4 separate regions of the Homo sapiens genome follow, and regions 2, 3 and 4 are each linked to region 1. Evidence: chromatin loops called from intact Hi-C (ENCODE). Cell type or tissue: Caco-2. All regions are shown on one strand. Links, peaks and the distances in the headings refer to the core of each region. The heading gives the core; the rest is flanking DNA. Region 1 overlaps FRY (FRY microtubule binding protein). Region 2 overlaps FRY (FRY microtubule binding protein). Region 3 overlaps FRY (FRY microtubule binding protein). Region 4 overlaps FRY (FRY microtubule binding protein).

What was found. Peaks named below come from ENCODE experiments on the same cell type or tissue, not always from the same donor. Only the 100,000 strongest peaks of a DNase experiment are listed, where the experiment ranks them.
Region 2: a loop joins it to region 1, with 4 times the contacts of the local background. A loop is called at or near these places in 2 of 110 quality-filtered maps.
Region 3: it touches region 1 in a loop (5-fold over the local background); 3 of 110 quality-filtered maps call a loop at or near these places.
Region 4: it touches region 1 in a loop (2.5-fold over the local background); 3 of 110 quality-filtered maps call a loop at or near these places.

The regions. Positions count from the first base shown.
Region 1 is chr13:32,138,245-32,146,457 of GRCh38, reverse strand. All of the region lies in intron 11 of FRY (FRY microtubule binding protein), which reads right to left. Among named protein-coding and RNA genes, the nearest start is that of FRY, 110 kb to the right of the region's middle. RefSeq lists an enhancer at 3,148-3,649 and a silencer at 6,832-7,126. In Caco-2, for the core only: no CTCF peak of the experiment used is centred there; a DNase peak (open chromatin) is centred at 3,377.
Region 2 is chr13:32,221,574-32,229,786 of GRCh38, reverse strand. FRY (FRY microtubule binding protein) reads right to left here. Exons shown (of 61, transcript NM_023037.3): 37 at 5,402-5,552; 38 at 4,751-4,854; 39 at 3,813-3,998; 40 at 1,133-1,331. Among named protein-coding and RNA genes, the nearest start is that of ZAR1L, 90 kb to the left of the region's middle. In Caco-2, for the core only: no CTCF peak of the experiment used is centred there; a DNase peak (open chromatin) is centred at 3,956.
Region 3 is chr13:32,211,453-32,219,665 of GRCh38, reverse strand. It overlaps FRY (FRY microtubule binding protein), which reads right to left. Exons shown (of 61, transcript NM_023037.3): 35 at 7,284-7,374; 36 at 835-917. Among named protein-coding and RNA genes, the nearest start is that of ZAR1L, 100 kb to the left of the region's middle. In Caco-2, for the core only: no CTCF peak of the experiment used is centred there; a DNase peak (open chromatin) is centred at 3,165.
Region 4 is chr13:32,084,069-32,092,281 of GRCh38, reverse strand. All of the region lies in intron 2 of FRY (FRY microtubule binding protein), which reads right to left. Among named protein-coding and RNA genes, the nearest start is that of FRY, 56 kb to the right of the region's middle. In Caco-2, for the core only: no CTCF peak of the experiment used is centred there; no DNase peak of the experiment used is centred there.

The sequences.
Region 1 (8,213 bases), core at 2,340-4,839:
AGGCTGAGGCAGAGAACTGCTTGAACCCAGCAAGCAGAGGTTGCAGTGAGCTGAGATGGCGCCACTGCGCTCCAGCCTGGGCGACAGAGCGAGACTCTGTCTCAAAAAAAACAGAAACAAAAACAAAAACAAACAACAACAACAAAAAAACTCAGATGAACCTTAAATCCATTTTTGTTGTACTCATTCATAATGCACACACATTTGAGCTACTATGCTGAGCCTGCCACAGTTTGTGGCCCTAGATACTTCGAAAGGTGTAAAAAAAAAAAAAAATGGTGGGAGGGAGAGGTTTGTAGGCAGAGGCAAGAGCACATGGAATCTGAGAGAAATGGAGGAGCAGAGGGCTCCTGTTTTGGAGCCTGGGAATCCTTTGTATGCTGGTGAAGGGCCAGTGCAAGGCCAGGTGAAGGAGCAGTAGGTGGTGAGGCTTGAGAGGAAAGCAGGGGCTACATGAGGCACCTTTCATGAGGAGAATAGGCTTCTCATGATGGTGACAGGCAGCCAATGAGATCAGAGAGACCACAGAGGAAGTCCAATGTCTGCAGCATGGGGAATGGAGCAGAGGCAGGGAGACCAGCTGTGGGCACCCAGGCATTAACAAATCAGTCAGAGGCCGGGCGCGGTGGCTCACGCCTGTAATCCCAGCACTTTGGGAGGCCGAGGCGGGTGGATCATGAGGTCAGGAGATCGAGACCATCCTGGCTAACAAGGTGAAACCCCGTCTCTACTAAAAATACAAAAAATTAGCCGGGCGCGGTGGCGGGCGCCTGTAGTCCCAGCTACTCGGGAGGCTGAGGCAGGAGAATGGCGTGAACCCGGGAAGCGGAGCTTGCAGTGAGCCGAGATTGCACCACTGCAGTCCGCAGTCCGGCCTGGGCGACAGAGCGAGACTCCGTCTCAAAAAAAAAAAAAAAAAAAAAAAAAAAAACAAATCAGTCAGAGAGGGGAGTGTGGGTTTCATCATCTGTGGACACTTCATTCCTCCATTCCTTACTTCTGACTCTCACTCCATCCTTTCAAACAATTTTATAGATTTTGTCCACAAAATTTCTCTTGAATTTGACATCTTATCCATTCTCATTTCCTTTGCTATAGCTCAGGCTCCCAACACTGTCATCTGGACTGCTGTAGTACCCTCCTAACAGTCTCCCTAAGTCAATCCCTGCCCCGATGTCTATCTTACACCGATTATAATCCTTTCTATATAGAAATCACAGAATCGGTAGTTTCTCTGGTGCCTGTGGGATCAAGCTAACATTTCTTGGCCTGGCATACAAGACTAGTCAGTAGCTGGCTCTAACCTATCTCTTCTGCCTCCCATCCTGTTACTCTCCCGCAAGCTTTGTAAACCCTAGCTAGGCCACGTTCATTCTATTTCCATGATAGAAGTGTCCTTCCACCCCCATTCCTGAATCTTTCTTTTCTCCCAAGTGAACCCTGTTCATTTTTTATAGTGGGCTTGGATGTCCTCTCCTTTGTGAAGCCTTCTCTGTTCCTCCCTGATGCCTTCAATTCCAGCCCGTTAAAACTAATTATTTCCTCCTGAGTGTCCCCTGACTCTCACACATACATCTAGCATAGCCCTTCCACTCCTTACCTATGGGGAGATCTTGTTTAAACATCAGTTCCCACATAAATGATAGGTTCTCTGAAAAAAGGGGACATTATTTACCCCTAAGATCTATTAAAATTTCTGCTGTTCTGCACGGGGTCAATGAATGTTTGCTAACCAGTCTTTCAGTGTCTTAACTTTCTGATAGGTCTTTTGCCTTTATGTTACTTGTCTGTCTCCATTTATTTAGTCATATGATTCTCTTTTCTTCTTAGTGTAGATAATTTAGGTACTGATTTTTATAGAATTCGTAATTGTTTAGAAATGATCTGGGATAAAGTTTATCTTTAAACTGTTACTGAATAAAGATGTGTGGTCATTATTCTAAAAGTCTAAATTTCCATGTACATTTAGGTCTGTTCTACATTTCCTTTTGTTCTACTAGTCTGTCTATTCAAGTACTAATACAACATCATTTTAATTATTCAGGTTTTATAATGTGTTAATATCTAGTATGGCCTACTTCATATAGTCCATTGCTTCTTTTTTTAATTTTTAGCGGTTTCCAAGATGTTCTTGCGTGTTTATTCTAGATGAACTTTATAGCTATTTGTTTAGCTTCATGGAGAAAAAAAAACCTGGCTTTTTAGAAGCACACATTTATGTAGAAGTTTTTTTTTTTGTTTGTTTTGGTTTTTTTTTGCCTGTTAATATAACAGGTAAAATTTGTCAAATGTTTTAGTTACTTAAAGGGGACTTGAAACTAGTAAAGCTGCATTTAAAATACTCGCTCATTTAAAAATTTCAGAAATTCTGACTACTCGTCTTCCAATTGGTCCAAATCAGCAAATGCCTATGGTGTACTTACATGGTGGTTAAAAGCAGACTCCACACACAGACTGCCTGGGTTTGAATCCATCCTTGCCTTATAATTTATTAGCTGTGTGGCCACCTAGAGAAAGCATTTTAATCTTTCTGGGTCTGATTTTCCCTGTCTGTGAAATGCAGATGATAATCCTACCTCCATCACAGGAATGTATGAGAGTTAAGTGAGTTAATGCACATAGGGTACTTAACACTGTACCTGCCTGTAGTATTATTATGTAGAAGACACCTGCCATCAAGCAGCAAACAAGGGAAATGTAGCCCCTGCCTTTAAGGAGCTTCTCTTCTAGTAGAAACATCTTTTCCTTTGTGAATTTCCTTTTTTAAGATATATATAACAGTTTATATTTGCATAGCATATCATTTGAAATTCTTTCATATTCATAATCTCTCATTGTGTATCATGATGAGGAAGGCAAGTATCATCTCAATTTCACTGTAGACCATAACCGAGATCTCTAGTTTAACTGATTGACATTAGTGTCTTCTGTTTCAACTTCAACTTCTTTAAAATATTTGTCCTGTCCCTCCTGTCTACCATTTTTCTAGCATCTTATTGTGACTAATATTCTTTCACTCTTAAGAACATTTTTGAGATTATTTTTGCTTCCATATGCACTGAAAAGCAAAGTAGCAAACTTAGGTTTTAGTTTGTTTTGTCTGTGGATTATGTACTGTTAATTGGTTTTTAGCATTTCAAGATGATATCAGATCATTGCAACTGCCTCCTAAATGGATTTTCTGGCCTCTCTTCCATTCTTGCACAAATGATATTCTTGAAAATACAAACATGTTTTTTTACTTTCCTGCATTTAAAGTCCTTAAGAGGCTTCTAATCACCTACTGGACAATGTCCAAATTTCATAATATAGCACATGAGGGGCCTTTTGTGACCTGGCTCCCTTGTACCACTTCCTGCCTCTGCCTTGTGGTAGGTGAACCTTGCACTGCAACATCCCTTTTGCAATTCCCTGCATGCCTGGAATGCCTTCCTATCCTTGTCTACTTGGATAACTTCAATTAGGTTACATCTCCTCTTACTACATTCCCCTGCCCCTCTACTCCTGTCCCAATCCTCTGGAGAGGCTACCAAGCACCCCTGCTCTCTGTTTTCTAGGAAACAGACATCCTTTACTTGAATGTTTCCTACCAGACAGTGAGTTCCAGGCATTCTGATTTGTTCATTTTTGTGTCCTCAGTGACTACCATACAGCAGGTTATATATTAAAAACAAAACCAGAAAGTATTCAAAATCAAAAACAATCTGAGTAGTAGCTGAACAACTTGATGCATAAACTAGATTCATTTGTACAGGACCTATATGAAAGACAAACTTTGCCATGTAGGTGAAGCTAATTTTCATATTATAATGACAGTAATAAATATCTTGCACTTGTATGGAATTTTGGTATTTCAGATGTGCTTTCACATAACAAGATGTCAATTGAAGGATTTTATAAATGAGGGAAGGCCCAATAAATTGCTCAAAGTAAACGACAGTAAACCAGGTTAGTAAACGACAGCTGGGATAGGAATTGACTTAGGCTCTAATAAGTATTGTTTTCTCAGAAATTGGAATGTATGTATTACATGGTGCTTGCCAGGGCAGGTATTTTATTTTAATCAATGCTGCACTTATATTAACTCATTTTAATTTTCACAGCAATGTATGGAGTAGATTCTAGGCACAGAGAGGTCAAATAACTTACCCAAGGTCACACAGCTAATAAATGACAGTGCTAGAATCTGAACCTAGGCAATCTGGCCTCAGTGGCTTTAAAGCATTAAATTTTCCACTTCACTTTAATAGTATGTGGAGGCTGCACACATATGCTATTGGTGCCTACTCTACTTGAAGACAGCACTTCTTCTTCTTCTGTCTTTGTATTTCCTTAGCAGCTAACAGAATAGGTGCTTGATGTATATTTTCAGGATGCAGACATTTCAGCATATGTCTCAAACCACTGATTTCTGTGTCAAAGATACTTGCTTCAAGATCAAAAAAAACCATTCTTCTGTTGGAATCTGCATCTCCCTTAATTAATTAACCAATAATTAATTAATAGTATGCATTTATTATGGCTCTGAGGTTCATTGATACAATTGTTCAAGAAACTAGTGGGCTTCAGAGTAGATCTTCCCTGGACCCTCTGCATCTCACCTCACTGCCAGTCACTGACTTCATGGAATGTGTCAGCCTATCTAATAACATGCCTACCTCCTTTAAATTTTGCTTTTAATTAATTTAGTTAAAACAATTCAGAGTTAATGGGAACAAGTGGGGACAAGTGAATTCACTGATAACTTGGCTGGTGATGCAATCAGTGGTATAGACCAATGTTACTCAAGGTCCGTCAGCTGACTATTTGCACCAAGTCACCTGTGCTGCTTATAAATATGCAGATTCCTGGGTTGCACCTTAGATATTCTGAACCAGAACCTCAGAAAGTGGGCTTCAAGAAGTTGCATTTATAACAGGCTTCTGTAGGAATTCTTATGTATGTTAAGGTAAAGACCTAGTGAGACAGATAATTTTAGTCATCTACTAATTTTGTTATACTTAAAATACCTTCCAGTTTTCTCTTCCATTTCAAAGAGAAAGCCATCTAAGTAAATCTATTTCTTTGTTATATTTTGCATATCACAGCAATACTTTACATCTTTTTGACATTTCTTTTTGATACTTGAATCAACTTACTTTGATTATGATTCACCGGGTTTGATGACTGTATATTATCCAAATAACCTATTGCTACAGTTTAGGATAATCTCTAAAATTATCATAACAACATTTTTATGGCAATTATTTTTCTATTGAATGGTTGGATAAATAAGGCATTCATGGAAAATAACGTGCTTGTCATCTTATTATTAATTTTTACGTCCAGTTTATGTGCATTATTGGAATCTTTGAAATGTGCCTTTATTTTTGTAGATCTGAAACAGATTTTCTCAAGATTATAGAAATGAGATTAATAGTAAAGCGGAATAACTACATCTTGAAAATTAATAATTAAAATAGCTATACTATACCATTTAAATTTGGTATTTAAAAGAGAAAAGTAGTCATTTTAAAATAAATGCCATATATTTTAATTAATTCAGGCAATGATTGTGGAATCCTTAATATATTACTCAATGTCTCCATTTACAAGATAAAGATAACATTAATAAACTTACTATTATGTGAAAAGTTGAAAAAAGCATTCAAACTTCATTGCAATTATTACATACAAATATTGAAGTGCTATACACAAGCTTCATCAAATATATTTATGGCAACCACACTTGTTTTGAGATTTTTCTGGAAATCAAATACCCTGCTTGTACCTCCCTTGCCTGCCTTCCCTGAATGCGTCATTCTCAATCCTAATATCTATTAGGTTTTCTTTAGAGTAGTTATCATTATCTGTTTTTTTTTCTTCTCATGTATTTATTTATTTGCTTGTTGGTCTGTCTCCTCCACTAAATTACAAGGTCTAAGAGACCAGGGAGTGCTACTGTCTTACTCATCACTTATTCCCAGTACCTAGAACTGTGCCTGGTAGACTACTTATAAAGAATTGTTGGCAACTGACGGAATGGATTTAAGTCCTAGCATAAGTACTCCCTGAGAAAAAAGGAGTATTCTTTCTCATTCTGTACTTTGGTTTCTCCAACTTTGAAACTAAACTGAATCATGTCTAACCTTCAGATGCAGTATTGCTATCTGAGCAAATATTTGGAAATGCATAAACAACATTCATGAAAGCATAAGGAAACTCAGTGTAGCCCGTGGCATTGCCATGATACCCACAACAATGTATAGGAAGCCTCTACCACTCACCTGCTCATAATGTATCTCCAGTGAATGAGAGCTATTATTATTATTAATCAAATAATTCATGTGTTTCTTAACCTTTGAGGTTTCTTTTCTGTTTTTGTTTTTTTTTTAATAATCTGGGCCTCACTGGTATATTATATTCATTTTTATAAAATATAAGAAATTTTTAAATTCTCCCAATTCATTTTATTTTGAAGGATAAGAAACTAGCACATAGTATTATGAACATCATTTCATTTAATTTTTAAATTTTTAATTTTTTTCTCATCTGCAAATGGTGACTCAACATTTTAAAAGTACTATTAAATCAAGTTCACAAAGCATATTTCCTTTTGTCAGAATTAGGTGTTGTATGGCAGATGTGAAGGGAATGCATTTTTTTATAGCACAATATGTTCAGATTCTGACATAAAATACATAGAAGAAAAAAGTATTGGTCACCACGGACCAAGAGTTCCTGAAAGATGTGAATGTCTCAGTGAAAAGGTGCTATACATTTCTCATCAATTTATAATGGAATATTACTAATAGATGCTTAAGTTAATTAAGTAGAAAAATTAAAGATTTCAAGTCTGTGCTCCCAAAGCAACCTGCTTCTGACTGACTAATGCTGGGAATAAACCAGGGCACTGACATTAAGTGAGTGTTGACCCTGAGAGCTTGTTTACATTGAAAGTGGGCAGGTTTTCACGCTCACGCACACTTCTGCTCTGCTCTGCCACACTGCCCCTTGATGGCTCACCTCTACAGAATACATCAAAGGTGGCTACCAAAGGTCAGCATGTGGGATTCAGGTGCGAAGTTCACTATCCTGAAGCATCTGTGGCTGGGGAGGGGTAAGGAAGGCAGGGAAGGGTGCAGAAAGGTGCGTCGGGGAAGGGTTGGTTTGGTGGTCACTTATGAAATGGTAGAATTGGCTCTAAATCCCATAAAATACTGCAGCAATTCAAGACAAAGTATATCTTTGAAGCTGTGTTAGTTTTTTCTCAGGTATTTCTTCCTTACTAAGGACTCAAGAGGTTTGGAAGGTTTTCTGAATATTAATAACATTTTTTAAACGGTCCATTCAAATCCCTACTAGGTTTAGTTCTAAATATATGCAATACAATTTTATTTCATTTTTATCTTATCAAGGATATTTTTATATCTTTTAGCCTTGACGTAGTGAATTCAAATAGATTATTACCCATAAAATAAGACATCATTGCCTTTCTGCCTTACTTTGCCTAATTATTTCTTTCGTGATTCGTGGGGTATGTGACCTTTATAACTCTCAGAGGTATCTCCCTGCTCCTACCTTTTACATCCTTCACTGTCTGCATCACGCATTTTGAAACTTCATTACATATCCTCCAATGAAATTCTAAGCTTGTCAAGCACAGGGACTCTAGAATAATCTAGTTTTTATAGAATTGCCTTCCCCACTCCTTCCCACTTTCAGCACCTTCCCTAACACCTCACATAGTGGACACTACATAAGTCCCTGCTGAACTGAATTCTGGAATGTGGTTCAGTCTCTATAGCATTCACTCTACATCCTCTTTCTGGCCTTACTGCCTCTTAGAAATCTTAGTGCTTGAAAAGTTTGCACAGGGATATACTGTCAGTGCCCAGGCCTGCTCCTCTCTGGGGTTGTATATAACCCTCATATTAAATCTTTCTGGTGGGGTTTGACTAGAGCTGTAAGCAATATTCTAACTTTGAAGTAATTAAGTTCCAAAGTAAGATGATCTGCTATGTTTCAAAAACAAGTTCAGACAAAAAATTGGGGTCTCTGTGGCCACAGCAATAGATTGTCATGAAAAATATTATTTTAATTCCAAGCAAAAACCCATACACATTAAACATAGAATATACAGAAAACTGCACTATAAGCACTCTCAATAATTCCCCTCTCTGTTTTCAATAAAGTGACTATTTCCTATCTGTGTAAAATGTAATAGAAAAAAA
Region 2 (8,213 bases), core at 2,769-5,268, 83 kb before region 1:
TAAGGCTTTTATCAGGATCACATCAAGCTGCAAATACCGTACAATCAAACTGAATACACAGCCTCTGTCATCTACTTGGTTTTCAACAGTAAGAATGGAATGGAGCCAGGTGGGAGAACTTCAGAGGAGAGTTATTCCAAACACGTGGTACTGACAGATGGTGAGTGGTGACAATACTTTTCCTTTCCACAAATCATGCGGGTCTCTGAAGTACCCTGTATGTGCAGGCATACTGTATGTAGGCACCATCAGCTCCTGTCCTAAGCTTCCTGCACATTAAATCCCACATTAAGTTGAGAGCTGCACAAAATAACCTGAATCATGAATTGTGGAAAGAAAATACTCTTTTTTTATTGTTTGCATTAATTGATGCATTAGCTGAAGAAAGCAAGATCACATGAGATATTAGATAACACATACACAGAGTAGATTTCCAGGACTTAACTCACTGAGAAAGGGGAGCATGCCACCCAGTCACAAGTAAGCATGTTTTACACAACTACCAGACCGCAGGGTGTTAGAAATCCTGAAGCCTTACAAGCTAAATGGTTAATAAGAAGAACCAGAAGACCTAACCAGTACCACTTGCAGTTTTTCTTGGTTTTGATTTATTAGTTTGATTCCTTTCCTATTATGCTTCCTATTGTTTCTGGTTTCTGACTGCCTTTTACAAATGACTCTTTGGACCAGATGAACAGACAATGGTCCCCTTGGCAGCTGCTTCTGGGTTGATCATGGCTAATATCCTTGATTTCCAGAGTGAAGTTCTCTGCCAAGTCTCAGAACTACTAACCCCTGGCAGCTCTGATAGATGGCTAAAGGCATGCTCACTGTGGGGCACTACCATCTCCTGCCTCCATCTGCTGCATCATCATTATCCACAAAATCCCCTTGCCCATCAACTGTCACATCAGTGGGATCCTAGAAACTGCTATTGATGTCTGCCTTTCACAAATTGTAATTCTCTGTATCTCAGTGTCTGTTCACACAGACTCCAGCAGTTGCAATTGAGAAGAGAAACAGGACTTTGTTAGAACCCCAGGATCACTTTTCCATCTGTGTGGTTTAAAGCGTTGGCAATTTTCCGAAAGACCAACCTGCAAACAGCAGCGGACTCCTAACCCCTTATTACCTGGTCGTGAGAAACTCAATGAGCTTGTTTGCCTTCTCATCTGTTTCAGCAGCTGTGTCCACATCTTCTACCTCCTGGGTCATCTGTGGGAGGTTTCCACTGCTGCCTCCCAGACTGATGCTAGAGGAGGTGGAGCTTGAACTAAGCCCTGAGTCAGGCACCGGGGATGACTGGTCCTCTCTCAGGAAGTCAAAGCCACCTGGTGGGAGAAGAAGGTCAAGGAGGGATGTACTAGGCAGTGTGCTTGTCAGCATGCTTAATGAGGTCCACAGAGGAGGGCAGGGAAGTGTGGAGTTATTTAAATTCTGGGGAGAAAATGGTTGCTTTCGGCTGTGGCTATGATTAAATGAGACTGACAGTTTTTCTTTGTTTAGGAAATCAGTTGCACTGCTGTGTAAATGAGTGTGTATTTGGGAATAGGAGGTGATCTGCTGCTTTCTACTCTGCTATTTTAGTTGATACTTTCTATAAAAGGAAGGTATGTATGCGTGTTTGTATGCATGCATGGACCAGGCAAACAACCAGTTCAACTGTAACAGTTCATCTACTAACTGTGCTCTTAATAAATTATTCCTGGGTATTAGTCTTCTTAAACATGTGAAACGGGCTGGGCGCGGTGGCTCACGCCTGTAATCCCAGCACTTTGGGAGGCTGAGGCGGGTGGATCACAAGGTCAGGAGATCGAGACCATCCTGGCTAGCATGGTGAAACCCTGTCTCTACCAAAAATACAAAAATTAGCCGAGCGTGGTGGTCGGCACCTGTAGTCCCAGCTACTCGGGAGGCTGAGGCAGGAGAATGGCGTGAACCCGGTGGGTGGAGTTTGCAGTGAGCTGAGATCGCGCCGCTGCGCTCCAGCCTGGGAGACAGAGTGAGACTCTGTCTCAAAAAAAAAAAAAAAAAACCATGTGAAATGATACCCTGTTTGAGGATACCAGTCACTTAATGGCTGGTTACTTTTACATAATATTTTTGAGTAAATGTGCCCAGAAGCTTTAGTATTATGTGTATATTGATATATTTTAATAGAATATGTTTTATGGTATTCAAAGAAATATGGCATAAGCAAATACTGTTTCTTCATTATATACTTGGTTGACATTCTATACCTCTGGGTAGGCTGTGGGTTTGAAAATGTATATATGCAACTATCCCTTTTCCCCTATTTAATAATCATAAAAAGTATGTAGTGCTGGTGTGTGTCTGATAGATATACTGAATTAGAAGTGAGGAGTCCTGGGTTTGAATAACATTTCTGCCACTTATAGTGTAGCCTCAGGGAATTTATGGAATTCTCTGTATCTCAGTGTTCTATTATAATAAAGTCAAGACAATAATTTCTGTCACACACATTTTTAGTGTGTATTTAAAGCAACTATAGTTGAAACTAGGTGCTTAATAAATATTTATAAAAAAAGAACATTTCCCATAATCTTTGTACACCTATTCCCTGTGTCCTGTAGAGCCAGTCACTTTAGCTATCTACTGTTTGTCTTGCCTATGAATATTGTATGCGTTTTTGGTAAATCTTCACTTTAAATCATTTATACCATATCAGTGGTATAATAAATGCAAAACTGATTACACAGAGATACCCAACTTATCAGATATTACAGTTTTCTCTGCCTAACATTTAAGAAAGTACATTCTTATCCTCAGGACTTAGAGCAGCTAGAACTCTTCAGTTTAAACATCTACAGCAAAGGGAGTTTTGTGTTTCTAAGAGGCTATTGATAGGTTATTTTCAATTAAGTGTAGCTTGGTTCAAAGTGAAGTGCTTAAATTGAGGTCAGTAGGCCTTAGGTCTTAGAGATAATGATGATTTCATATTTGTTTTCCAAACAACTATGTTAACATCTGTTAGAAGCCAATACAGTGGTGGGTACAAGTGATAAATAAAAGGTGCACCCTTTTCACAGTAATGCAGAAAGCACACAGTGACATGTGAAATGTCGCACCACAGCTGGCGCCAATGCAATGTGTAAAATGAATAGGTAAAAAAAAAATTAGTCCCTGAACTCTGTTAGTTGGTAATCTTCATCATCATTTTAAGATATTTTAAACGTTCTGGTTCTAAATGAAAACCACTATTACCCGTTTTCATGAATGGCGTGACATGGCAGAGTAATTTCTTTGTCTCAGTTAATGCCATCTGTTCCTATTTCTAAGAATTTTTTTTGGTTTCAAAACAGCAATGGCTTTTAACAGGCTCCCACTAATGGTGTCTTCAAGGAAAAGGTCAATCATTCAAAAGTGAAAATTCCTTCATGGGCACTAGAAGGCACACAAGTGATACATCCGGCACCTTGGCTGTGACCTGCTCTCAGGCAGTAGCAAGGGTCACTATTTTGTGTGTTCTCATCCTTCGGTGTTCTAGACTGCTGCTCCTGGCCAATGGGCACTTACATTTCCAATGCATCAGGAGGAACATATTCAATGGGGCAGCAATCATATATATAACCAGGAAAAATATATTTCAAATATTCAATAATAAAGAAAGCTTTTGAGAGGCAAGTTCACATCAAGTGAAATGGTGTGTATTTATTGTACTGTTGATTTACCACGTGGAAAGTTGGAGGTCATAGCATGAGAGAAGTTAACTTGGGCTCCACTGGCACCCGCAGTTAGTTATCTCTGCATTTGTAACTGTCCTAGGCTCTCTACCAGTCCTTCTCTGTTACCTGTATAGAGATATTCAGGTTGGTAGGCTGGCTGCACGGTTAGAGTCTTAGCTTCACCCATCTCTCGGGTCTGCAGGAGCACGGAAGCAATGGAATGGAAATTGCTGTTGCAAGAGAGGGCAATCAAGAGGTGAAGAAGCAGTTTTTTGCTGTGTTCAAAGACTTCAGGCCGGTAGTGGTCTAAACCTGGAACAAAACAGTAGAATCTAAGTATAAACAAACGTTAAGCTCGTTTAGATTCCAGGGATAGTAAAGATTCCAGGATACTCAGGAGGAACATGTTAAAAGAATGTTTAGTTTTCTTTGTTATTGTTTGGGTTACCAACATACAGGAGTTGGGCTTAGGAAAAATAAAATGCTTTATTTCTTAAGTAAAATGTTCTCATAAAATGCTGATAGATGAACTTTTCTTGACCTCTCTGTAGCATTTGATGTGGTTAGCATTCCTTCTTCTTGAGATGTTCTCCTCCTTGGATATCCCTGTTACTGAAAGATTCTAATTTTATTAGTCTCTTTCTTACTGAATTTCTGAGTTTCCCTGGCTGGTTCCCCTTCCCATTTTTGCTCTACAAAGCTCAGGGCTTGGCCCACTCCGTCCTATATCCTTTCTTTTTATACGCTGACTATGCCTCATAGCTTAAAATTTACCATTTCAGCCGAAGACTCTCAAAAAGGCCCAACTTATTTTGGATATATTTGTAGATGTGGCACTAGTGAGAAACCACTGTATTTACATGGTAGAAATAGAGCAATTTCAAACAGTGACCAAGTAGCTGACATTTCAGAGCAGATGTCACAAAAGGGCAATGAAAAATGGTGGAGATAGAATATTCCCGAAATGAGTCAAACAGGATGTCAATGTGAAAGGAAATCTCTACGGATTACTTCTGTATATTTTTAACCCGATTGGCTAGAATGCCTTTTAGATCCAGTCTTACCTAAGAAGACAGCATGAAGTAATAATGGTAGATGAAGCGCCCAGTCTTCTCGTACACTGTGATCCACCACCATTTCAGTCATAAAAATTACAGCAATATTGCACCTAATCAATGAAATAATGAAATTAATGCAACTTCTGAAGGGGATGGAAATACTAGTAGATCATTAAGTTACAGTACAATATAACTCTTAAGTGTTTTTAAAACATTATATAAGGCTCTTATTCGGGGGAAATAGAGTTTAACTTGTAACACAGCATAGAGCTCCACAACAATAAGAAACATTGGTTGAGCTAATCACATAAAGGAGAGTCTACTAGCCACTAGGCAATAAGAGCTAAGGGATGAAGAGAAATCAAAGACAAGGTCCCTCTCATCAAGTTGCTTACAGTCTAAAAAGCATCACAGAATGCATGCCCATATCCAGATTACATCAAGGAGAAATTCAAAGGTCACAGGCAGCTTTGAATGTTGATTAACATTTGACCAAACTCTGCTAATATGCTGGAAGCTGACAGTCAAATCAGGCAGGATCCCACTGATTGATAAGATAATTTAATGTGGTGGGACCTGGACTAGGTTTTTCTCTTGTCATAGGTAGAAAAGTCCAGTCAAAGCTAAGATTTCCTTCTCCCCACACATGCTGCTCACCTGTGGAGTGGCCCCCGGGGAGTGATGGTCTCCGGGAGATAGTCAACCAGGGGGGCCCAGCATCCTCCAGTACAAGGCATCGGTAAGGGCTGCGGCTGCTTGGTCTCTGTAATAGTCAGCAACCAGCCCGTGTAGGGAGAAATTGGATCATCTGGAGGGTGAGAAAGACAACTGTGCTTTATTTTCAGGGAGAGGAGACTTGTTTTCTCTACTTGATGTTTTCAGAATAAATTTTAAAAATGTATGCTTGTAAAAATAACTTTATTTTTCATTTTTAAATTTTTTTTAGGGACAGGGTCTCGCTGGCACCCAGGCTGGAGTGCATTGGATTGATCAAAACTCACTGCAGGGCTGGTTACAGTGGCTCATGCCTGTAATCCCAGCACTTTGGGAGGCTGAGGTGGGTGGATCACCTGAGGTCAGGAGTTCAAAACCAGCCTGGCCAACATGGCAAAACCCCACCTCTACTAAAAATACACACACACACAAAATAGCCAGGCATGATGGCACGTGCCTGTAATCCCAGCTACTTGGGAGGATGAGGCAGGAGAATCGCTTGAATCTGGGAGGTGGAGGCTGCAGTGGACCGAGATCATGCCACTGCACTCCAGTCTGGGCGACAGAGTGAGACTCTGTTTGAAAAACAAAAACAAGTCACTGCAGCTTCAAATTCTGGGGCTCAAGAGATCCTCCTGTCTTAGCCTCCCAAGTAGCTAGGACTATAGGCATGTGCCACCACAGCTGGCTAATTAAAAAATTATTATTATTATTTTAAATAGATGGGGTCTCAACATGTTGTTCATGCTGGTCTCGAACTCCTGGACTCAAGTGATCCTCCCACCTTGGCCTCCCAAAGTTTTGGGATTACAGGTGTGAGTGCCTGGCCAGAAATAACTTTCTAATGATTTCATTTGGTGAGTATGAATTACATGATCAAATGGGTGAGAATTACTTGTTTGGGTAACTACTTGCATAGTTATTACTTGGTAACTAATTTATAATTATTCATTATAAAGCAAAGCAGAATACAGATATACGAAAAGAAAAACATTAAATCGTGTTGAATTCCCATCTCTATGAAAATTTGCTTTTCCTCCAGTCTTCCTCATCTCAATAAAGCACAGTTTGGCCTGGTCGCGGTAGCTCACCCCTGTAATCCTAGCACTTTGGAAGGCCAAGGCGGGTAGATCACTTGAGGTCAGGAGTTCGAGACCAGCCTGGCCAATATGGTGAAACCCCATCTCTACTAAAAATACAAAAAATTAGCTAGGGGTGGTGGTACACGCCTGTAATAATCCCAGCTACACAGGAGGCTGAGGCAGGATAATCGTTTGAACCCAGGATGTGGAGGTTGCAGTGAGCCGAGATCATGCCACTGCACTCCAGCCTGGCTGACAGAGCAAGACTCTGTCTCAAAAAAAAAGCACAATTTCATATTTCCAGTTTGCTCAGGACAAGAGACTTAAAGTCATCCCCGACTTTCCCCTCATATCCCATACCCAAATAATAATCACAGTGATGATGACGATAACAACAATAATAAAAATCATAACATTAGGAACTAGCACAGAGGGCTTACTTGATGCCAGGCACTGGCCTATGCATTTCACATATTAATGGCCCAATGATAGGTATCTATTTTATCCCCATTTTGTAGAGAAGAAAGTGAGGTTCAGTAACTTGTCATCCACATATTCAGAGAGCTCTGCCCTCAAAACATCTCCAGAATCTGAGCACTGTTCTCCATCTTCACCACTACTTCTAGACTAAGCCACCATCCTCTCTTGCATGGGCCACTGCAATGGCCTCCTTAACTGTCTCACTGCTTCCATCCTTGTCCTGCAGTCTTCCTCATCTCAATAAAGCACAGTTTTGGCTGGTCGCGGTAGCTCACCTCTGTAATCCCAGCACTTTGGGAGGCCATGGCGGGTAGATCACTTGAGGTCTGTGTTCCACAGAGCAGACAGACCAATTCTTGTAAAACAAGTTCAGTAGTGTCTCTTTCTCTGCTCAACACCCTCCAGCGGCTCTCCACAAATCCACACCCGTGGCCTTTAAGGCCTTACAAGGTCTTCCCCCTCCATGTTCCTCTCCTGGCTTATCTCCTACCAGCGCACCCTTGCTCACCCCACTCCTAGCTTCCTTGCTGTTCTGTGATCAGGCTGGGCCCCATACAGCCTCAGGGCCCTTGTATCTGCTGCTCCCTATGGCTAGGATGCTCATCTGCAGACAGTTGCATGGCTCACTTCTTTGCTTCATTCAAGTCTCTGCCCTAATATCACCTTATTACAGCAGCTTTCCTTGACTACTCTATGTAAATTGACCCCCAACCCCAATCACTTTCTACCCTGCTCGCTCTGCTTTAGTCCCTCCCCCTCCACCCATGGATCACCAATTCACCAGCACCACCTCCCTCCCCAACTCTAATGTAAGCTCCAGGAGAGTGGGGACTTCTTCTGTTCTGTTCATTGTTTTCTCCCTACTACCTACAATGGTGCCTGGCACATGGTAAAGCATCAATAAATATTTGTTGAATGAATGAACGTCACAATATTATCTTTAAAGTAAGTACAGGCCAGGCGCAGTGGCTCATGCCTGTAATCCCAGCATTTTGGAAGGCCCAGGCGGGTGGATCACTTGAAGGCAGGAGTTCAAGACCAGTGTGGCCAGCATGGTGAAACCCTGTCTCTACTAAAAATACAAAAATTAGCTAGGTGTGGTGGCACACACCTGTAGTCCTAGCTACTAGGGTGGCTGACGCAGCAGAATTGCTTGCACCCCAGAGGTAGAGGCTGCAGTGAGCCAAGATCGT
Region 3 (8,213 bases), core at 2,176-4,675, 73 kb before region 1:
TGCCTCAGCCTCCCGAGTAGCTGGGACTACAGGCGCCCGCCACCATGCCCGGCTAATTTTTTGTATTTTTTAGTAGAGATGGGGTTTCACCGTGTTAGCCAGGATGGTCTCAATCTCCTGACCTCGTGATCCACCCGCCTCGGCCTCCCAAAGTGCTGGGATTACAGGCGTGAGCCACCGCGCCCAGCCAACAACATGTGTTTTCTAATGGGACTATGACTTAGTGTATTTTCCCCAGCTGCATCACCAAGAAAAAATGTCAAGAATATAAAAACACGGCCGGGCGCGGTGGCTCACGCCTGTAATCCCAGCACTTTGGGAGGCCGAGGCGGGCGGATCATGAGGTCAGGAGATCGAGACCATCCTGGTTAACACGGTGAAATCCCGTCTCTACTAAAAAATACAAAAAATTAGCTGGGCGTGGTGGTGGGTGCCTGTAGTCCCAGCTACTCACGAGGCTGAGGCAGGAACATGACTTGAACCCAGAAGGCGGAGCTTGCAGTGAGCTGAGATGGTGCCACTGCACTCCAGCCTGGGCGACAAAGCGAGACTCCGTCTCAAAAAAAAAAAAAAGTATATATATATGTATATATATAGAAACACAGGAGTGGATGGTAGTTTGAATTTTTATAATTTTGATTTGTCCATGGTTTTTTCTTTTTTTTTTAACTTTTGAGGATGCTGACTCTATGCTCATCTGCATAGGTGGATTAAATGGTTACTTAATATCTATAGGCCCTTTTAGTAATCAGACCAAGAACAATCAGAACACTCATTTTCCATCCTCTGACCACTTGCGTTCCGTCTGAAAGCCCACAGCCTGTTGGTACTTACTTTTATCTTCATCGTAGGATCCTCCAGAGCTATTGCTGTATCTTGACTCGAGGCGAGTGTGGGCTCTGATGACATTACTAAACCTTCAAATACAAGAACAACCAGAATGAAATATTAACATGTGTGCATATGCGCTTTTTTTTTTTTTTTTTTTGAGTTGGAGTCTCACTCTGTCACCAGGCTGCACTACCGTGGTGCGATCTTGGCTCACTGCAATCTCCGCCTTCCAGGTTCAAGCAATTCTCCTGCCTTGGCCTCCCAAGTAGCTGGGATTACAGGTGTGCACCACCACACCCAGCTAATTTTTGTATTTTTAGTAGAGACAGGGTTTCACCATGTTAGCCAGGCTGGTCTCGATCTCCTGACCTCGTGATCCGCCCGCTTCGGCCTCCCAGAGTGCTGAGATTACAGGCGTGAGCAACTGTGCCCAGCCTACGCTCTTACTCATAAACTGACACTATGATTTAGCAGTTGGTTTTTCAGCTGCTAGTTGCCAATGGTGCTTTTCTTAAAGGAATGCTGTAAAAATTGTACCCCAAACATTTCTTGTTTCCTTGAGAGGGTCAGTGGTCACTCTTGCTCATAAGCACAAGTCCAAACCTTGAAAAGATAAAAATTTTAAGCCTAATATTTCAACTGAACTAGAAAATGGTAACATTTGCTTTGGAAAGAAAATGGGCATGATACTGAATAACATGATTCCCTTATTTACATAGCCTGACACACAGTAGGTGGTCAATAAATATTTCCTGAATGATTAAACAACTCAAAGTACATAGAATGGGAAATACACAAAAATAGCTTTATAATAAATCTTGGACTTTACCCAGAATTAAAGTTTCTCTTAAAATAGTTTGAGAGTGTTCAGGGAAAGGTCCTAGTTGGGGAGTAATGTCACCAGAAAGACTCTCTGGTCTGGCCTCTCTTGTGGCTTGTTAAGAAGTAACCCCCACCAAAAACAAACAAAACAAAAACAAAAACAAAACAACAACAACAAAGAAAATAAAAATGTTGAAGTATAGTTAATTCATAGACATCATCTTATTTAATCTTGCTCACTCATCTTTGAGATAAGCATTATTTATTCTACAATGAGGAAACTGAGGGGAGGCGAAGTTATACACCTTGTCTAGTGTTGACCGCAGGGAGGTGGCAGTGCAGGAGGCCTTCAGTGCCATGCCAACTCCCTGCGTGGAGCTTTAAGGCTGAGCTCTCTCTCACTGGCTCTGTAACCATGGCCAAGGCCTCTACCTCCCTGGGGAACTTATTTCCACAATTGCAAAAAGGGCATCATAATAATACTCTGTCTTTTATTTAATTAGGGTTATTTGGGGGAACAAAAGAAAGGATGTTTGAGAGTGTTTCCAAAACTGCAAGACACTGTCGGACTATAAGGTATTAGTTATTATGCTTCTATCTAGGATTTCTAGAAAGAAATCAATAGCATATTTCTCAAACAGAGGACTACAAGGTAGGGCAAGGGTGTGGTTCAGGGGCAGTGTGGGCAAAATGGTATGTCTATATTTATTTTATATAAAATGATACACAGCAGGTTTTATCAACTTAATATATATGTAGCCAAAACAAAGAACTAAGGCTATCTAGAAATACCTGGAAAACTCAAGCCAAAATAGGTGTGTCCCTCTACATTACTCACCGGGTATTCTGACTTAACTCATAACAGATCAATACTCTATTTCTTTTGGGGACACTGGAAGGTGCAGGGCTATTGCTGTCCTTACTAATGTGTGGAGAAAGAGTAACGTTTCAGCAAAAACTCCTGGATGTACCATTAAGATGCCCATCTTGTCCCAGGTGTACAACCTTAGGGCACTGCATCAGTGATTTGGATTTGCTGAATTACAGAAATGTACTGTAATGAGCTTGGTTTCATTCACTTTTTAGATATTTGCAACAACATTTCCCCCATCCTGACAGCTATCTTTTCCCCAGTAACTTCATACCTCAAACCTTCTTCACTGTTATATCTTTTGGGCATTTGTGAATCTATAAGAACAGAATATCTAAGACATTGGCTTAGTTTCATACAAATCGGCCAACTAAATCAGACTGGTATTTATGAAAATAAACTGGAAAAAGGACAAACTTATTACCTTCTGAAGAAGTTCTTTAATCATATTTATGCTGATAAATGCAAAGTGATAAACAGCATCTGCTAGGCCCAGACATCATTCAGAAAGGAACAAAAGCAGGGTGATGAAAAAATGGCACATCTGCAGGTTTCCGTCGGGTGGAGAGCGCCACAGCACTTCCAGCTACCATGAACTGTGCTCTATGTCGGGTTTTAAATTGTGCCCTGGAGGGCCTGCACCCGGAAGAACTACAGGATGGATGACAACTCATCTCTTTTCCCTTTTGAGTTGGATTTAAAGGGGTGCTGGGTGGAGTTTATGAGGCTGGAATAAAGGGGAGGAGCAAGTCCCTTCCAGACTGTTCTCCTTGTTCTGGAGAAGACTGAAGCCACAGTGTAGCAAAGTGTATGTCTGGCAAGGAAAAAGTAAAAAACTGACTCCCAACTGTAAAATCTGTTATTTTCCTTTGCTTTTCTGGGTTGAAGAAGCTTATTTTGGGTCTGGTCCCTCAAAGAATTTCAAGGATTAAGTAGAATCTTTGATGTCTTTTAACATCAAAGGTACATACCTTAAGAAATACCTCATGAAAATAGCTCTGATAAGAGAAAAATTAGAAGGATGAAATGTTCCCCTCAGTTTTACCTTGTTGATTTAGCTCAAATTAATAATACTTAGATAACTGATAGTTAATATATATTTGTGTATATCAACACTATCAATTTAGATAGAAATTATCTCTGTTTCAACATAGACCGTTCAAAATTTATACAGGTGAGGTTTACTACTTTAGCTTTCTATGAAAAATCCCTTTGTGGGCATATAAATTTATAAAAATCTTTTATTAAGATTGATATATTGAAAATACTTATGGCTGGATGCAGTCACTCATACCTGTAATCCCAGCACTTTGGGAGGCTGAGGTGGGAGGATCAGTTGAGCCCAGGAGTTTGAGACCAGCCTGGGCAACATAGTGAAACTCCGTCTCTACAAGAAATAAAAAAATGAGCTAGGTGTGGTGACACATGTCTGTATTCCTAGTCACCTGGGAGGCTGAGGCAGGAGGACTGCTTGAGCCTGGGAGGCTGAGCCCGCAGTAAGCTGTGATTTTGTGCACTTCAGCCTAGGTGACAGAATGAGACCCTGTCTGAAAAACAAAAACAAAAACTTATGAAGATTTTTTCTGCATACTTTAAAAATTGCTATAAACTACTCTTTTAATAAATATATGTTGATTTTGATGCCTAGTAAAATAAACTATATGAAAAATCTTAGACTTAGGTGTACTTTCTGTTACATTTTCTGATAGTTTTTAAAAATTTTTATTAATACACAATAGATGTACATTTTTCAGGGTAGATGTGATCATTTGATACAGGCATTTAATGTGTAAATATCAAATCAGGGTAATTGGGATATCCATCATCTTAAATATTTATTTTTTCTTTATGCTAGGAACATTCAAATTATTTTCTTCTAGCTATTTTGAAATGTTTCATAGATTACTGTTAACTTGAATAGCTTTTTTTTAAAAAAATTGAATGTTATAAAATTTGCTTTATTTTTCTTTTCTTACTTTGGCTACTGGGGCCTCAAGGTTAGGTTAATGTTAAGTTGTAGTTTTCCTTAGTCAGGAATTAAGACACCAACTGTCTTACCCTCCCATTAGCTTGGCACATATTCTTTTACTCTTGTTTTAATGTTCTTTCACTTAAGCTATAAGGTTTGTTTGTGCTTTTGTCAGTAGGAACGGCATTATTAAATATTACTGAGTCACATCAAAGAACCATTAATCTAGTTGTAAAGAACATGGTGCCAAGGCGGTCATTTTGTCCAACTCCATGGTGCTTCCCTCAGCCCATGGATATGGTGCTTCCCTCACAATGGATATGGTGGAAGAGATGCCTCACTCCTGAGGTGTGTTAACACAGCAGCCTGGGGTGGTGTTTCTGAACAACACTGTCTCTGTAGGCTCTTTGCCTATAAGGACTGTAAAGAAAGGAGTAAATTGCTGTCCTCCAAGATGGGTTACTGAAAGGGTAAGGGAAAGCGGACTGGTGGTGGTTGGACAGCTTATCCACCTCTGGGGATATGACATTTCTCCTATTTCCATTCACTTACCAAATAAACACTTTAAAATGCCTACTATGCACAGCACAGTAGACTAATCACTGAGGATAGAAATATGTGTAAGACGCGGGTGTCCAATCTTTTGGCTTCCCTGGGCCACACTGGAAGAAGAACTGTCTACACTAACACAATAGCTGATGAGCTAAAAAAAATAAATAAAATCACACACACTCAAAATCTCATAATCTTTTAAGAAAATTTATGAATTTGTGTTGGGCCACATTCAAAGCTGTCCTGGGCCGCATGTGGCCTGTGGGCCGCAGGTTGGACAAGCTTGGTGTAAGAGATACGCAGTCTCTCTGTGTTCTCTAGGAATTAAAATCTGGTGGTTAAGTGTGTCTGTAAGCACCCATATATCAACATGACAGGGATTACAAGGAAGGAAGGGTGATAAGTAGACTGAGGAGAAAAAAGGATTTTAGGCTGAGGGCACAGCCTACTTTCATAGAAAAAAAAGAATACAGTAGACAAATAGTGTAGGTGCTATATGGGATCAACGGAATAGTGGTGTCCATTGGGAGAGCATATTCATAGACATATGTTTGCACATATATGTGAATATGATCAATCAATGTTATAGGTAGATAAATATCAGTATAAAAGAATCTGACATGTATGAATATGTGTGATATATATGGGTAGATAATTGCATCAGGCTTTCCAATGACCAGCAGAGATATGGTGACAGAGCAGGAGTAAGAGCTAAACAAGAAAATCTCTCTTGAAGATGTTCTGTGATCTTGATATTAGAGAGATTACTGGCTTCTTAAGTTCAAAGGCACCACTAAAACCTCTAGGCAGGACACTCAGAACTCTGGCCCTAAACAGGCCTTTGTAATGAGATGGTAATACATGGAGATCTATCATCTTTCTACCTCAAATAAAATTCAGACAGGAAACTCAGACAAAACAATAAATGATCAAGAATGTTATAGTCTAGTGAGAAAGTAAAAATATCTTTAGAGAAATACTGTGACTTTTATCATGAGGTAGTTTTCCAAAGAAGGTAATATTAATAGCAAATATAGATTTTAAAAAGTAACATGCTAATTAATAATCTTGTACCTTCACTAATATGTGGAATATAAAAACCTTTATTCATTCCTGAGAAAGAAATAAAAGGCTTTATTAGAGAACTTCAAAGGACAAGGTCTATAATTCGTGATCTGCTGGGTTTGGGCTTTTAGTCTGAAGGGAAGCCCGTATGGATGAGCATCTGCCTGAAGGTAACACAGCTGCCCAGTGATGCAGTGAGGAATCTGGCTGGTGCCTGAATTAGGGAAGGAGCCTTCAGAGCCCCAAGGGCAGGCAGCCCTGTGCCAGGTCATCTCCACGCCAGCCCCTACTGTGCCCCAATACACATGATGAAATCCTCAGGATGCTCAGGAAGCACTGTGGGCTTACTGGGGCATTTTGGGCTAAGTGAGTTATTTTCACCACTGGATCCCCTAAATTACCTTTAATATGAATTCATGAGCATCTCATCCTTTTTACTAATTTCTTAAGTAAAAGGGCTCCCTCATTACCTTTCACTATAAAATGCTCAGCTGAAGCACCGTGAGGATCATCCTAATTTTCATTTTTTTTAAATTGAGTTTTGTTTTTCTCTCCTGGTTTGTCTCCCTGCTCTTCACAATCAACTGCAGGAAAGAGTGACTCTGATTTGACTACTGATGAGTAGTTCATAGGCAAGGCAATAAGAAGGCTGAGATATAGGGGAAATATTATTATTAAAGAGCTAATGTGGAGGGAACGGAGACTTTTTTAGCAGGAAAAGATAGTGTTTTGGTTAACCAAGACAGCACAAAGCAAAAGTAAAATAATAATAATCATGTTTCATAGAACTCATCTCAAGATGACTACTCTATCCCTAAGAAATTATTCAACTATCAGATTCGAAAATTTCACATGGCAATTCTAATTCCAGATGGTCTGTGTCCATTAGCAGAACAACTCATGGTTTTTACTAAGCCCTGAGGTATGCGAAATTCCACCACCACCAGAACAACACCCTTCTTAATCTTTCTCTTCTCTGACTTTGCACAGAAATAACTGTTATCTTTAGGGATATACTGAGTAGAGTTGGAAAGTAAGTCTGAGTTTCTAAAAACAAAGAAGGATTTTTATGTACGTGTAAAATTTATGAAACTCCACAAACCTGTATTGATGTCTATGTATAGATTATTGCAGAACATTACACTGGATATTAAGTCAAATTTGTGTACCAACCTTTCATCAGATTCTTTCAATATCTTGTTCTCCTCAGCATCTGGGAAATTTTCCTGGCCAGCAACCACTGTATTGCTGCTAGAGGTGGTTCCTGTAGATGGGAATGGAAGAAAAACACTTATAAAAAGATGCAAGCTGAGGGGTCAAGCTCAAGTCTCAAGTAATTCCAGGGAAAGATTTCCTGTAAATTCTTATGTTTGGAAGATTTTTTACATCTTCTGCACAATCTCAGACATTCTAAACAATCTTCCAAGCCCACACCACTGAAATGAGAGAATCGTAGACATCTGTTATGGTCAAACCAAATTCCTTAACTCTCGTAAAGCAAGCCTACATTCTTGAAACCTCTTCTTCCTGGCCACTTAGGCAATGAGCTTATTTATAGTGGCTGGCCCTGCTGTTGGCTGCTTTAGTATTTCTGGGTCCAGGAGTTACTAAACTAATGCTAGTGAAGTAAGGCCAAGCACCTAGCACTTCTGATTGCTGTGCTACTGCTTCCCTGTAAGAACACTGCTCTGGTGGCAGGGTGTAGGGCGAACAGAGGAGACAGTAGACTCAGGGAGGAGAGGAATTGGAAGGCAGTTACTGCATGAGGTCAGCAGAAGGGAGGCAGACTTCAAGGAATTTGAGGAGGATGGCATATATTTCATGAAAGGTTGCTGAGACACCAATTAACCAAAAGTGATAATACTTTTGGGGGGAATTTTAATCAACGCTGAAGGAATATAGCCAAGGGAGGGTCCAGATACAAGAAGGGGGATCCAGAAATGAGATTCCTGAGTGACTGCAATGTCCTGGCTGGGATCGGCTGAAATACAAAGTTCTGTGATGGAGGATGCTTGAGCCACAGATTCTCAGTCATCTTTACAAGATCATTTCATTAACCCTATGATCCCTAAGAAACTCAGTTATTCTCTTTTTTTTGAGATA
Region 4 (8,213 bases), core at 3,793-6,292, 56 kb after region 1:
GTCATTTAATACAAATAACTTTCTACTTCTAACTTTTTAGTGGCCTTCCAAAATTTCAAGTGTGCTCCACACAGGTAAGATTTCACTAATCTAGAAAGATCCAAAGTATTACTGCCCTCAGAGATATTTCTTTTTTAAAAATGTGTTTACATTTAAGGGGTAGAAGTGCAGTTTTGTTACATGGATATACTGCGTTGTGGTGACATCTGGGCATTTAGAGAGATTTCAATGAATGTGTTTAACCCAGCAATGCTATTGGAGTTAATATGAGATTATTCAATTAGTTAAATATATCACTAACCTTGCTTAAGATGCTATTTTAAAGTCTTTTAATTATTACAACAGTGGATGTAGCAGTTAAGGGTGTGGGCTTTGAAATCTGAGAGACCTGAGTTTGAATCCTAGGTCCTCTCAACTTATGGCCCTTTCTTAACTTCTCTAAGCTTCAGCTATCTTTTAGAAAAAATGAGGATACACATAATCAGTTGAGGGTTTTGATATCAGCAGCAGTGAAATTTTATAATATAAATGTCTGGTCTTAGTGGTTAATAAAGAATTTCAGAATGGAACTACCACCATTAGGATCTCTCTTCTTCACCAGAACACGGGAAGATGCCTAGTGGTGAGCTTCCTCACCCCATGTGGTGGCACCCTTCACAGTAGAGAGCTGTGGACCCAACTGTGAAAATGCACCAAAGCGTTTTGTTCAGAACTATCTACACCCAGCCGCAGGCACTCTACTTCGTATGAACCAAAGAATAACGGGGTCCCAAATGTTTTCATGTCTGACATCTTTTTCTCATCAGATCTCATTTGTGCCAACTTTGACTCAAGTTTGGAAAAACATCTAAAGAGTGAGCCTGAAGACTCACAGTTCTGAATACTGACCATTACTCCCCAAATGACTTCCCCATCATGAGGGGTAATCGGCACCCCACTGGTGTGATTAATCTTGAAGATGTACTCTGGTCATGTCAATTGACTGACTGCATGGATCACTGGACTTCTGGTGGAAGACTTAGCCCCCTTGATAACCTGCCTCAGTTTGTAAAAATGGACATCACCCTATGACATCCTGAGTAGGTTTCTAATAACTAATGAGAAATAGTCAAAACCCTGACAAAACTTCTCCCCTTTTATTCCATTTAGTTATTAAAATGAATTTTCTTAAGCGAAATAATAAATGCTGCCTTTCACCTAAAATACTGGGGAAAAAGAAACAAAAGAGAATGATACAGAAGACACAGCACAAATAAATCCAAGGTACTATCAGGTAAGATGCTGCCCAGTACCCTATGCTATGAAAACTGAAGGCAGATGTAAATCTGGAAGAATATGTTGGCACTTTTTTTTTAAGCAAAATCTCTTGAGATAATCTGTCCTATTTGCAGTGGTTTTGCTCATTTCAGTGGAGCCTATTTCTCTGCCACATTTAACAACCCTAAGTACAAATCCATTATTTGAACAGTGGAAGAGAAACTTCACTTAAATTCAGCTACAAAGTTAATCTTCATTTTAATTGAACAAAAGAGCAGCTCTCATAGGCATTCTTTAAAAAAGAAAAAAAAAAGAACTACAGCAGCTACTAAGAAATGTAAGATACAACCTTCATTTGTTTGTTTCTGGGTAACTTTCTATTTTGTTGGTCTTTTCAATTTTATTTGTCCCAATATACCCCTCTAACTGTGCATGTTATGTTCACTCAGTAGACTTTCAGTGTCTACTACAGTGTGTGTGGATGGATCTTTTCCTATCTCCTTCAGGACATGGCTCCATCAGCCAGCTCCTCAGTGACCCCTGTCTTCCACCCTTCCCTTCTCTTCGGTCTTTCTCTCAGCTATCAACATGCTTAAACCTTTTCATCGTAGTGCCTTCCTTGACCACACATCCACCTCTGGCTGTGGTTTCCTTTTTTTTTTTTTTTTTTTTTTGAGATGGAGTCCAGCTCTGTCGCCCAGGCTGCTAGAGTGCAGTGGTGCCACCTCGGCTCACTGCAACCTCCGACTTCCGGGTTCACGCCATTCTCCCGCCTCAGCCTCCCGAGTAGCTGGGACTACAGGCGCCCACCACCACGCCTGGCTAATTTTTAATATTTTTAGTAGAGACGGGGTTCCACCGTGTTAGCCAGGATGGTCTTGAGCTCCTGACCTCGTGATCCACCCGCCTCGGCCTCCCAAAGTGCTGGGATTACAGGCATGAGCCACAGCGCCCGGCTGTGGTTTCCTTTCTAACCCTCTTCTCATATTCAGTTCTCCAATGGGTGGTCTACACTTCCTGTCTTTCTTTCCTCTCCTATTCAAAATGTCTTCAACTACTTGCAATCTGGCCTTTCTTTCACCACTAAAATTAGTCTCCCTAGGGACCCCAGTAACTTTCCAAATGGCAAATCTGGTGGCCATTTTTCATGCTGGATCTTTTAGCTGCAATGTTCACTCCCTTCTTTCCACTTGAATTGCCCTCCACCTCCCATCTGTTCTCCTCCTACTTCTTAGACATTCCTTCTTCTTTTTTTCTTTTTTTGGAGACAAGGTCTCACTCTGTCACTTAGGCTGGAGTGGAGAGCAGTGGTGTTAACACGGCTTACTGCAGCCTCATTCAAATGGTCCTCCCACCTCAGCCTCTGGAAGCACAGGCATGTGCCACCACGCCTGGCTAATTTTTTTGTTTTTATTTTTTGTAGATAGAGATGGGGGGTCTCACCACGTTGCACAGGCTGGTCTCAAACTCCTGGACTCAAACAATTTTCCCACCTCAGCCTCCCAAGGTGCTGGGATTACAGGTGTGAGCCACTGTGCCCACCAGACATTCCTTCTCTGTGGCCTGCATAGTCTTTTCCTTGAATGTTCACATTCTTCATGGCTGAATCATCTTGGGAAAGCCTACAGGAATATTCCAACCCCCCTGCCTTCAACCTATGTGATTACAACTTAGGAATTGAGTAGAAATTCCCAAAAGCATCAGGAAATATTATCAAATAGAATATTGTGTTTTAAGAAATTTTAAAAGTCAGAATATACTAGATATGTATGTAAGCAACAGTAAAAATACCTAATAAAACAAGTCTTATTGTTAGCATGACCGTAGAAATCAAAATTTGTGCCGGTTAAAATTGCTACAATGCTATAGTAAAACTTGCTATTGCTGAAAACTGTACTGATGATTTTCAGGAATGTCAAAATGCAAAATGTTGTGTGGAAACACAGCAATATTACATCACAGTGACCTTAAGGAATGAGCCATTGTTACTTGGTATTATGCCATTATTATTGAACGTATTTTTATTGGTATTTTCTGTCACTCTAAAACATATACTTCCAGATGATCTTTTGTTTGTATTAAAAAGGATGTCTTTGTAAATAGTACAAAGAACATATCATCAGAAAAACTAGACCGAAATGAGGAATTACCTTTGTCTGGTTTTGTATTCTCAAAAAAAGGAAACTTCGATAATCTCTTCATAAAGTCACCAGAAATAAAAATAAAAATTATGGCCTTATCCATGAATGAATTGAATTGGATACTATTAAATTGAAGTAAAAAGCCCTCTGATATTTTTTATTACCTGGTGATATTTTCACATCATTTATTTGCTATAAGGTTCAATCAAACTATGGTGGTGTATTAAATTTCATTTCACATCTGAAAAAGTTCCATTTAGGAGCCACAGAAGAAATGTGTTTCATCTACATGTCTCCAAGCATACTCATGATAAAGAAAACAAACTTATGAGCTCATCTGAAAGATCACCTCATTCAGCAGTTAAATTGAATCTTTTTAGCTACTAACAATGCTATGTTTCTGGGTTAGGGTGAATTTTCAAGTTTTTGGTGAATGTCTTTATAGATTATTTAAGGGACGTTCCAGGCTAAGCTGTTTTGCTAAGAAACAGCTATTTTAAAAGTTATTTATTTATAATTTGAAAACTAGCCAGTATGTTGTCAAGTGTGATATAAATATTCCCTATCTGACCAGCAATGTTTTAGTCTCTTTTCAGGACAGCATTGCTTTGATTCTATCACTACACTCAACAGGGAGCTACATGAAATTACTTTTACTCTATATTTCCCTTATTTGGTCTGTTGAAGCAACAGCAGCCTCTATTTAAAGAGGAGTTTGACCAACAAGACTAGCTGATTATCCTTCTGGGAAGCTGACTGGAATCCACAGTGCAGAAAGACATTAAGGCTGGCATTTCTGCTATTTACACATCCTTAGTCAACAGACATGTAACCTTTGCTTAGTATAGGAAGATTGGCATGTAGAGCAGTGCAGAAAAACAACCAACTTGCAAATGGGCATGATAAAATATTATGAAATATCATATGGCTGAGGTTAGTAAATGGTGATAAGCCTATGAAGATGATTAGTAAATTACAATCAGTTTTATGAAGATCTGCCATATAAAGATCCAAACTTAATTAGAGGTAGTCATTCTGTCCTTTAGCACAGCAGAATTTCCAATTCACAAATTACTAAAATACTAAAAAGGGTTCCGGATGAAAGGATCTGATATTTTCTGATATCTAGAAGTCTGCACACACATCACTCATGTGAATGAATGAAATACAAGACTATGGATGAATGTTCAATCTCTAGATGGCCCAGAGGTGAAAAAACCTCTTTTACACCTAAAAATAGGGTGTATCCTAAATTCAGTCTCTTACTTCTCATCAGATATGGTCTAAAATCACAAGAGGAAGCTGGGATGAGTATGTATGTCACTTGCCAAAGGACTTGCTTACTTAGACCCACAGTCCCGTTCATCAAAATGACTAGAACCATTCATCATATACCATCTGTTGGTGGTGGGCCACCAGTGTCCTTATTACAGCACAGCGTCCTACTTAACTTTAGGGGTAACAGGAGAGTTGTCCTGATGCCAGCTTTGTAACATCAACACACAGGAGGAGTTGGAAGCCTCAGACTCTGGGCCAAGGAACAAAGGTATGTCAACAACGTTACTGCCTGAACCTGGAACAACACTAGCAAGCAGTAATGCTGTCATTAGCTAATTGCCTGGCCTTTCAGTGTTTGTGCCGGCTGGCCATGACTGATGTTCCTACAGGTTTGTTCTTAAGCATGACATATTTCATTACAGATTCATGATGTGTGATGCAATAGAGTTTGGCATCCTGGATTCTTCAGACTGTGTACCCCAAGAAAATAGTTTGTGTTACTTTGAGTTTACTTCTTTCATGTTAGCAAACCAGCTAGATCATGTTCTATTATTTTTAAGCCTCCATTCCAGCATGACACAGTTAGCACCTTTATGAATTATCACTCTGTCAGCCCACACCTGTGCTCCTAACTCAGCACAGGGGCAATGTCTAAAATATCCTGCCTGCATCTTGTCCGTTAACTATTTTGTGAACAAGGCTACTAAGGCTCAAGCAACCTCAATAATGAAAATCCCCATTTTCACTCATCTTTCGTCATAAAAAGTGTTTTTGAATTCCAGGGTGTTGGATGAAGATAAGCACAGCTCTCATTCTTAGTCTCTGCTGAAGGACAAGATTAAAGTTAGATTTTTTTTTTAAGTCAAGTAGACTTAAAAAAAACTTTTCGTTTTTCCAGGTTTCAAAATCAAAACACAGTAAATTACTTTCTTTCTGAGTAATTCTTTGTCAGGCAAGTTAGAATTTCTTTTTCTTCTTCCCGATGACATTTTATGCTGATAGACTAGATCCAGATGGAATTCCTGGCCCAATCCCCAATTTAGCTTCCACTGCAGCTCCTGGAAGGGACAATGGGAGATTAAACCTGGACAGACTCACTAATAAGTGAGTTTAAACCCAGGGATTTAAACCCAGGGAATTTAAGAGTTTAAACCCAGGGGTTTGAGAGTGAATGCTGCTTTTATTTCATTTGTTTTATACACTAGAGTGAAAATGGCCTGGCTGCTATCCTTTCATAGACGAGAAAACAATGACAGATCACACGTAGGTGACTTTGCCAGAAGCACAGGTTAGTGGCAGGGCTATAATAAAAAACCAATTTTCTTGTGTATTGGTCAAGTTATAGGGAGGGGCGTGGACAAAAGCCTAAGAAGTGTGATTGAAAATTCTTGAAATTTTCTAAACTTGGTTTACTTAGCTGAGTAATCCAGCCTTTCATATTTTGGGCTGCCTGGCCATTATGCGGTTCTTATTTTTTTCTGAGACCCCTACTCTCAAGAACCAATGAAATTTCCTCTTTGAAAGCCTTTGAAAACCCTCAGAGGCGGACTTACCTCAAATCTCTGGTTTTACCGCCTAGGTCTTCACAATTCACACCTGGGTAGGACTCAAGTATTTTGCTGGAAATACAGTGAGATCGTTGGGGGTGTTGTCTTCTCTTAAGTACTTTGTTTGCCTCTGTCATCTCCCAAAGCATGAGCACCTGGAGGGCTAAGACCAGGTCTGCTGAAAGGAGCTGTGGTTGTGTCTCTGTCAATGCCATGGCAGAGCTCAGGACAGGCACCTGACAGTATTGATAAATGGCAACAGGAGACAGTCAAGTCCCCTGCTCAAGCCTCCATTATGTTTGCGTGAACACAAAGAGAGGAAGCACCAGGCTGACTTCTGAGGAAATATACCAGAAATTCATCTCAGCCCTCCAATGAGGATAATGAGGAGGGTGGTGATGAGGACAAATGAGCATCTCCTACATGCTCAGGAGTGTATCAGGGGCTCCACACACTCCCTCTAATCCTCTCAACCACCCTGTGAGCTGGGTACTGTTACTTCCATTTTGCAAATGAGAAAAAAAGGAGGTTGACTGGCTGGTCCAAGGTCACACAACACTAAAGAGGTGGAAGCAGGAGTCAAATCCGGATCAGTCAGAATGAAAAGCTGTTTTGTCTTTAACTTTATCTCTTTTGTCCATTTGATCTACAAAGTCAAAATTGATAGCAGCACTTGAATTCAGAAAAACTGGAGAGTCTTGTTTTTGGAAAGAGCTTACTGAGAAGGTAATTGCCTGTGACTACAGTAATAGATGCTATATAGACAGACTCATAGAGAATGAGAGCATATATTCTGATACTGTGTCTGATCACTAAGAGTCACCCGTTGCTGGAGTCAGTGTGAGGAGAAGGTGACCATATCAATGAATAAAGAGGTATCCTTAGATGCCTGAAAGTAGGAGGCTGAGAATCAATGCCTCTTGTACTCAGCACATTTTAGGGCATTCATCTGTGCAAAGAACAGAACATAATCTATTATTATTAGTTTATTAGTTTAGAGTTGGCAAGATGACCTCTGGAAACACACAGGTTCCAATAAAGACATTCTTTTCAAGCTATTATATTAATGTTTCATTCATTCATTCAAAAAGCATGTACTGTCCATGATACGCAAACACTGTCCTAAACATGGGGACATGGGATATGTGTGTGTGTGTGTGTGTGTGTGTTTGCATGTGTGTATGTGTCAAGATGCATCCCACACAGATATTGCCTCCAAGGAACTTATAGGCTAACACATTGCTTCTTCAACTTAAGAGAAAATCTCTGCCCCTACCCCACCACCATAAAAAATACACTATGGTCTGGTATGCACATGCACAACTGAAAGTATCATAAAATGTTTACCCTTAAAACCTGTAATATATTCTGGTATTTACTAGTTTAGTCTATACTAATTACTGTAATTCAATGAGGACAGAATAGTTTGCAAGACAGAATGATACAGTAGCTTAGATAAAGTAAAGAATTGCAGATACGTATAAGTTGTTTTATCATAAGCATGATTGTGTGGAGATAGCAGGGAAGAAATCAAGCCAAGCTTTTCAGATGATGAGATTTTGGATTGGGCCTTAAAGGGTAGGCAGAATGAGAAGCTGAGTGGCATTCCAGGAAGAGGGGTCAGCATGCATAAACGCATGGTGGCAGACAAGAAACCTGGGTTCATAAAGGTATGTGGTGGGAGTAAGATCAGTTTGGGCCAAATCAAGGAGTGAAAAAGAATGAAATGAAAGTTTTGTGCAAGAAATGTAATGGACAGGGTTGTATTTAGAGAAGATTCACAGATGAGATCAGAGGAGGAAAAATTGGTGACAGGCCCCTTATTCTTCCTTTTATTCACCTTGAGGACACCCCACCTCACCATGAGCTTCAGGGAGCAAAGGCCAACTCTGGCTCTATCTGCATGGAAAGCAAACTGAGAATTCTGCAGAGGACACAGGCAGGACGATGGGCTCAGATAACCCAAAAGCTCACACGGAGTAAGTGCTTG